Linked DNA regions of Homo sapiens: region 1 is linked to region 2. A link is a loop called in an ENCODE intact Hi-C map of the cell type or tissue named here. Cell type or tissue: K562. All regions are shown on one strand.

Region 1 (4,000 bases), 300 kb after region 2:
CCTTTGGAAGAGAGGGGCAGGAAGGAGCATGGGTTTGGGGGTGGAGGCCTGTTGCTGCGCAGTTCCTTGCCCACTCACTTTCCTCACTAGCTTCCCTCTTCTTGTCCATAATAATAACACTCTGTATTAGCATTTCCCAAACCTCATTCAGTGGAGCACCTGGTGCAGATGCTGCTGGCATGCTTTAGAAGAAAGGGTACTGTGATCCAATAAGCTGGGGAAATATTTTATACTGTGTCTTCCTTTTAGAGATGTATAATAACATTTGCACAGTAAAGGGTATGAAAAGTCCTGCACCAAAACAAGCTGTTTCAATCAGCTTTTCCTAAACTAATTTGACCAAAACTAATTTGTTCCTTCTAGAACATCCATCAATTTTCTTCATGGAAAAGAGTCTGGAAAATGCTGGATGGAATGAGCTCTGAGGTCCCTTCTAGCTCTGATGTTCTGTGGCTCTAAATGTCTGCCCATCACTGTGGGTGCTGAACTGGTCAGAGTAAAAGCCTCCCTGGACAAGGGCCTTAGCCTGCCCAGTACTGCCCATGGATTACTGATGCTGCTTCCCTGGCTACTAAGGCTGGGAGGGCTGGCAGGAGGGAAAAGAGAAGCAGGTGATGAGGTGGGCAGGAGAGCTGACCACCCAGGGGCGGGGAGGAGGAGGCAGAGTTCCAGGTTCCAGGGCTCACCCTCGGTATTGTCCACTTCCTCCTTCTCCTCCAAGTCAATTCCAGAGGGCTCTTGTTGTCGAAGTTGCTGCCAAAAGATGAGATGAAAAGGACAGAAGGTGGGTTTCCTGGGGAGGAGTCTGTTGACCCCAAATTGTGGGCCCAGACCAGTCTTAATGCACTAGAAGTAGAAAATCTTCCCTACTGCATTTCAAGTCCACCATGTGCTCTGCTTAAGTGGGTTAAAAAAAGTTTATAATGTGTACAGTGTGACTAGTGGTACTTAGGGGTTTATGCATCTGTGGCACATATACACCATGGAATACTATGCAGCCATAAAAAAGGATGAGTTCATGTCCTTTGCAGGGACATGGATGAAGCCAGAAACCATCATTCTGAAGAAACTGTCACAAGGACAGAAAACCAAACACTGCATGTTCTCACTCATGGGAGGGAACTGAACAATGAGAACACTTGGACACAGGGAGGGGAACATCACACACCGGGGCCTGTGGTGGTGCTGGGGGAGAGGGGAGGGATAGCATTAGGAGCAATACCCACTGTAAATGACGAGTTAATGGGTGTAGCACACCAACATGGCACATGCATACATATGTAACAAACCTGCACATTGTGCACATGTACCCTAGAACTTAAAGTATAATTTAAAAAAAAAAGAAATAACACCTTGCAATAAATATTTACATTTTCTACTTAAAAAAGTACAGTGCATTTTAATGTTGCTTTTAGTGATATTAATAAATTGTTTTAATGTACAAAAGTATAACAGTAAGAAAATGTACTATATTTTCTTTCACTCAGCACACCCCATCTTACTGGAAACGAGAATAAATCTTACTAGAAACTAGAAACCAGGTTTCAACTAAGTCGCCACCGCCACCTGGTGGCAGTCTGTGAAAATTGCAGGAGTAGAGACGACAACAGGCAGCCTCTTGCAGCTCCAGCCTGGCCAACTTGATGGTGGGAGACGAGACTACCAGTTGTCCTCAATGATCTGTTCTCCTATTTTTACAAGTTTTGCTGAGCACACAGCCACCTTGTGAAAGATTACATTTCCCAGCCTCCTTTGCAGATAAGTGTAGCTAAGGGACTAGATTCTGATCAATGTGAGTGGAAGTCATATGTGCAGCTTCTGGATTGGGCCCTGAAAAAGAAAAGCATATGCCTCATCTCCTCTTTAACCCTTCCTGTGCACTTGAATTAGAACATGATGTTGAGTCACCTCCAACCTTACAGATGTGACAAACAAGAGGTCAGGATCTTAGTCCTTGACACCACTGAGCCACCATACCAGCCTAACCCCCACTCTCTGAGATGTTATGTGAGAAATAAACTGCTGTCTTGTTCACTTCACTCTAACTTGCTACAGCAGCTTAATGTGTGCTCTAATAAATATCACACCTAGCTTGGGTCACAGAAAGGGCCTGGGAGAGGATGTGGCTGGATCAGCTCTGGCCCCACTGAGGAAACACAACTGCAGGCATGTGTCCCTCCTGGTCAGGTGGCCAGTCAGAGCACCCTGAGCTAGGTAGGCAGCGTGGAGAGGACACAAACAAGAAAGCAGAGAAATGCGCTTTCTGGAACTTGCAATCTGGCCAAACAGATGGAACCCACATATGTGTAATAGGGGAAGAATCATTCACGTGCCGATGACCAAGATGTGTAAAATAAAACATTATGAAGAAGAGTCGTAAGGACTACTGATAAGCAGTTGTTCCCTTATGGCCTCTGAGAACATGTTTCTCCTTTTCCACAAAGGTCACCTCCTCTGAGACGCCTTCCCTGATTCCCCCAAGCCATGATTTGCCTTTGTTATCACATAGTCCTCTCTAAGTCTCTGTTTACATGTCCATTTTGCCCAGTAAACCGGAGGCCCATCAGGGCAGGTGTGGCATCTTTTGGCTCCCATAGCACCTAGTATGGAGCCTGGCTCATCGCATATACCCAAGAGGCATTTGTGGAATGAGTCAATGAGGACAAAAGAAAACCAAGCAGGGAAGGTAGATGGGACCATCATCTTGGAAGGTGAGTTCTGAGCTAGGATTTCAAGGATGTGAGACAAAACCATCCCAAACTCACATGAATGGAGTTGGGATCCAGCTCTTGGGGGCCGTGGGAAAGAAGCTGGACAGGAGGGTCTGAGTGTGGAGGGGGTCACCTCCCCTCACCCTACCCGAGGTCTCACCTCCTTCATGGTGTCAATGGAGGCAAAGTACTTGGACCACCAGTCCAGCATGCTCTCGTCTGGCTCCTCCTCCTCTGGCTCCTCCGCAGTGCCCTTCTTCTTCTTCTTCTTCTCCTTCTCCTCCTCAGCCTGCAGGTTGGCCAGGTCCAGAGTCCTACATGGACTCCTCCTGCCTGGACAATCCCGAGAGCCTCCACCCATTCCGCCATCTGTCAGCAGGAAGCCTTGGGCTCCATGAGGCTCTGTGGGGCCACCCATGTCCAAGGGGCAGGGCCTTATTTTATGGAGAAGGTGCCACAGGCCACAGAGTGTTGTGACCTGCCAGTGCGATCCACTCGCCCAAGCAGGACTGGCACCGAGTCCTGCACTCACCCAGCTCTTTTCCACTGCATCTTAGGGGAGGTGTGCTGGCCCAAGCATGCGGGGGCTGGGGCTGGCTCTGTCCCTGATGCTGGACCCTTTGGCCTGACATCATTGCCAATAAAGGACCCTCTCACCCCAGAGCCCCTGCATGGCCCCCACACTCACCACATCCACCTTGACAACAGCTTCAGAAGTCTGCAGAGGAACCAAGGAGACAGGGGCAGAATCAGCCACTGGGGCCTGGAGTGGCAGGCAGTGGCCTAGCACAGGGTGTGTGGAGGAGCCGAGATGGAAATTACTGTGTGCTGGCAGCCCCTGTGCCCGCAAGGCCAACTTTGCATTAATAAGAGCACTCTGACTGGTGAGTCTGCAAAGGGTCTGAGTGAGGATGTTTCTTTGGGTGGCCAAAGGAACAGTGGGCTGTGTTCCAGGCTGGCCCACGTTCTGCCCTTCCCTGTAGGGTCTACAGCTTGTACGCCACTTCCACACCCAACCCCCAGATGGCAGTTCTCTCTCTGGCAGATGAACAGTCCTAGGCCCAAAGCCAGGAGGAATAAGGAGCTTCCACCTGGAAATCCTCCTCTGACCCAGGCCAGGGAAGTGTCATTTGTGAATGGCTGGGATGGAAAACCAGGGACTCTTTGGAAAGGACACTGATGATCTCATAAGGAATCATTACCTATGGTGTCATTTGTTGGAGTAAAAATTATAGCAGGTGATTATAATAAACTGTGATGGCTCACTCTGTCTCTCATACACACATACC
Region 2 (4,000 bases):
GCAATCTCAGTCCAAGGAAAGATCTAAACATTTCTGCCTCCAAGAGAAGCTGAGTTCCTTCCTGCAGGACTCCTGAGCCTCAGCAAATCAAGTGATGTATGTGTCTGGACACTTGTGTCAGGTCCCTGGAGACTTGACAACAGTTAAGAAGCCCTGGAAAGGCTCTGGAATATTCTGCAACAGTGAGGAGGTGGGTCCATTTAGTTAGGTGAATCTGCCTGGTGTCTCACAGCGGTGTTGCCCCTAACTCAGCCGAAATCCAGGGTTATAGGTTTTGGGTGTGAAATAGGCAGGTTGCCTGGGGGAGAGAAGATCCAAACTGTGAACGAAAGCCTGGCTGGGACTGGAGCTCCTGGGAAGAGGAGGCTGGGGCTCCATGACACCTGGTGGAAGAGGAATTGCCAGCACTTGGTGACTAGTTTGGTATAAAGGTTAGGGAGAAGATTTCCAGGTTGGGAGACCAGGGTAAAGGAGATGTCCTCAGCTGGGATAGAAAATAAAAGGGGACCCGGTTCAAGTGTGATTGTGGAAATGGAAGTGGCTGTGAACGCCTTTTGGGGGCGAAGGGGTAGAGCTGGAAGTTGAGGTCGGGAGCTGAGGAGAGCCGGCCATGCTGAGTAAGAGAAGCCACCGTAGATGTGGCGTCTCTGTCCAGGGCGCAGGGAGAAGGTGACCACGTGGCTCAATGCCAGTTTATACCTGCTGTCTGGAGCCCAGGCTACCTGCACCTGTTGTCCTAGCTGGGTGGGGAGGTGGTTAGTACCGGCTTCCCTCTTAAAAGTCTCCCAGTTAGGATGACACACGGTCACCCTAAAGAGAGACCCTACAGGGTAGGGGAAGAAAAGTGAATCTAAGGCAGCACCCTTCTCATTCACTTGCTTCTTCCGGCCTTTTCGCCCTCCTGTCTCAGACCTTCCATTCCCTTCTTTTCTTTTTTTTTTTTTTTGAGATGGAGTTTCGCTCTGTCACCCAGGCTGGAGTGTAGTGGCACGATCTCGGCTCACTGCAACCTCCGCCTCCCAGGTTCAAGCAATTCTCCTGCCTCAGCTTCCTGAGTAGCTGGGATTACAGATGTACCTGGAGTGGCAGACAAGCACCACCATGCCCGGCTAATTTTTTGCCTGGATAATTTTTGTATTTTTAGTAGAGACAGGGTTTCACCATGTTGGCCAGGCTGGTCTCGAACTCCTGACCTCAAGTGATCCACCTGCCTTGGCCTGCCAAACTGTTGAGATTACAGGTGTGAGCCACCGCGCCTGGCCCATTCCCTTCTTAAGACTCCTATATTTTCACTGTATTTTCTTTTCTTCTCCTGCCAGGCTTCACCTTCCCACTTCCCTGGGAAAGAACCCACCCCACCCCTACAGACTCAGGAGAGCGGAGTCCATCTGGGCTGCCTGAGTCACCGGGGTGAGCAGCTCCTCCCTGGCCAGGGTGAGCGGGCTGGGTTTGGGCCAGGCTGGGGAAGGGCCTCGGTCAAGTTGGTAGGTGGGGGTCCTGCCTTCTGGTCGCAGCGCTGCCTCTTTCTTGCCGTGTGACCTTAGAGCAAAGCATTTCTGCTCTTGGAGTCTCAGTTTTTTCCTCTGCAGCAGTTGAGGATTGAACCACTGATCTAAAACGTCTCTTCTCGCTGAGAAGTGGTGTTCATCTTGTCGGCTGCCATTTCTCATGGGGTTCGAGCCATAAGATGCCAGGTGTCAGTCACCTCAGAAGAGAGGGTTTTGTTTGTATTTGGTGGGGTTCTTCCGGGGGTACCGAGGCTGAGGACTGATGGATCGAGGCGGGTGGATCACTTGAGTTCGGAGTTCGAGACCAGCCTGGCCAACATGGCGAAACCCTGTCTCTACTAAAAATACAAAAATTAGCCAGGTGAAAAATTAGCCGGGCATGGTGGTGCTTGTCTGTAATCCCAGCTACATATGTAATTCCAGCTACTCAGGAAGCTGAGGCAGGAGAATTGCTTGAACCTGCGGGGCGGAGGTTGCAGTGAGCCGAGATCGTGCCACTACACTCCCGTGAGGGAGCAGCCTAGGGACTAAGGCCCGCTGGCTCCGCGAGATCAGCCAGGCCCGCATCATCCCCCAATTACCTGCAGAGGGCGCCGCAGACACAGAGAGGGCGAGGCCGAGGCCGAGGCCATCTAAGCTTCTGGGAAGGGGGTCCCAAAGGGAGGCCCCGAGCTGGAGTCCAGGGGGCTTGGAAGGAAGAGGTGAGGACAGCAGAAAAGGAAACGCAAATTAAAAGAAGGGAACGAAGGCTGGGCGCGGTGGCTTACGCCTGTAAGTCCAGCACTTTGGGAGGCCGAGTCGGGAGGATCGCTTGAGGTCAGGAGTTCAAGACCAGCCTGGCCAACATGGTGAAACGCCGTCTCTACTAAAAATACAAAAAAATTAGCCAGGAGTGGTGGCAGGTGCCTGTCATCCCAGCTACTCCGCAGGCTGAGGTGGGAGGATCGCTTGAGCCCGGGAGGTGGGGGTTGCAGTGAGCCGAGATCGCGCCACTGCACTCCAGGCTGGGTGATAGAGTGAGACCCAGTCTCAAAAAAAGAGAAGGAAAAGAGAGAAGGGATGGTGGCGGTGGGGGAGGAAGGCGGTTCTTGTAATGATCCGAGAGGAGACCGCAGCACCGGTTACGCCCTCGAACCTCGGCCTCCTCATCTGCAGAATGGACGCAGTCCACACCGCGTGCTGTGGAAGGGTTGGAGCGCCGGTTTACATGACACAGGGCTATCGGCTAAGGGGGCGCTGGGAACGTGGAAGGTGCTCTATGGTGGGGCGCTGTAGGGTGCTCTTGGGCAGTAGGGTTGGAGTCAAATCTGGGTTGAAGTCCAACCTAGGTTGAAGTCCTGGCTGCCACCTGACCTCTGCCCCTCAGTTTGCTCATCAGTAAAATGGGGTTAAGGAGGCTGCCTCGCCCAGCTCCACGGAGCCGGAGGTGATGAAGGTCCTGGAAGAGCAGAATTCAGAACCCGAGCTTTGGGCGGCGGAGCAGGACAGGGCGCGGGTGGGCGCGGCCTCCGGGAGGCCAGCACGAGGGGGAGCGGCGGGGCCCGGACACACCCAGCCAGAAGGAGGAGGCCGACCCCGCGCCGACTCCGCAGATGCCGCTCGGGACTTCGTTGTCCCTCCAGGCGCCCGCCCTGGGGTCCTCCATCACCCGCCGTCACCTGGGCGCGGGGAAGCTGGCGGGAGGGGAGGCGGGGCTTGGCGGCAGCGGCGGGTGGGGGCCGGGGAGCGGGGGCAGGGGCGGGCGGACGGAGCGCGGGGCTGGGGACCCGGGGTCCCAGAAGGGGGCGCGGGGACGGGGTCCGAGGAGAGGGGGCCGGGGCGGGGCAGGGCGGACAGGGCTGGGGGCGGAGGTCCGGGGGTGGGTCCGGCGGCGAGTCCGGGTCGGGGCGGACAGAGCAGGGGGCGGGGGTCCGGGAGGAGGGGGCCGGGGTCCGGGAGGAGGGGGCGGGGCCCGGGGGCGGGGCCGGGGTCGGCGCCCTGCGGGGAGGCCGGCCACGTGACGCCCGCGGCCCGGCGGGGCTGCCAGGCGGCGAGCGCCGCGGCGGCCCCGGGAGGTGGCGGCGGGCGCGAGAGCCTGGGCCGCGCGGGACTGACCGTCGGGGCCCCGGGACGGCGGCCCCGGGGCGCCCATGCCATGGAGAAGCTGGCGGCCGGGCTGGCCGGCCTGCGCTGGAGCATGGGCGCCTTCCCGCTCGACCTCATCGTCAGCCGCTGCCGCCTGCCCACGCTCGCCTGCCTTGGGCCAGGTACCGGGGTCGCTGGAGATGGGGACCGGGGTCCGCGGGGAAATGGTGGGCTCTCCAGCCAGGGGCCAGAGGGATCGTGAGGAGGGTGCGGCACCCGCACCCTCCCAGCTCCCCGGCGTGGGCCCCGAGCGGTTCCTGGCGCGCCTCCCGGGAGACGCGGGGCCCACCCGCCAGGTCCGCCTCCTGGGCCCCGCGGACAAGCACAGGCACAGACACCGGGGACAGGGCCCGGGACAGAGTTTTCCC

What was found. Peaks named below come from ENCODE experiments on the same cell type or tissue, not always from the same donor. Only the 100,000 strongest peaks of a DNase experiment are listed, where the experiment ranks them.
Region 1: it touches region 2 in a loop (8-fold over the local background); 4 of 110 quality-filtered maps call a loop at or near these places.

The regions. Positions count from the first base shown.
Region 1 is chr2:26,467,722-26,471,721 of GRCh38, forward strand. It overlaps OTOF (otoferlin), which reads right to left. Exons shown (of 47, transcript NM_194248.3): 31 at 3,400-3,429; 32 at 2,872-3,000; 33 at 687-753. Among named protein-coding and RNA genes, the nearest start is that of DRC1, 68 kb to the left of the region's middle. In K562, CTCF peaks have their summits at 1,570 (motif pointing left) and 3,730 (motif pointing right); a DNase peak (open chromatin) is centred at 1,570.
Region 2 is chr2:26,169,579-26,173,578 of GRCh38, forward strand. GAREM2 (GRB2 associated regulator of MAPK1 subtype 2) reads left to right here and starts at 3,510. Exons shown (of 6, transcript NM_001168241.2): 1 at 3,510-3,754. The coding sequence starts at 3,643. In K562, a CTCF peak has its summit at 2,090 (motif pointing right); DNase peaks (open chromatin) are centred at 2,083, 3,093, 3,523 and 3,883; H3K4me3 peaks cover 1,014 bases.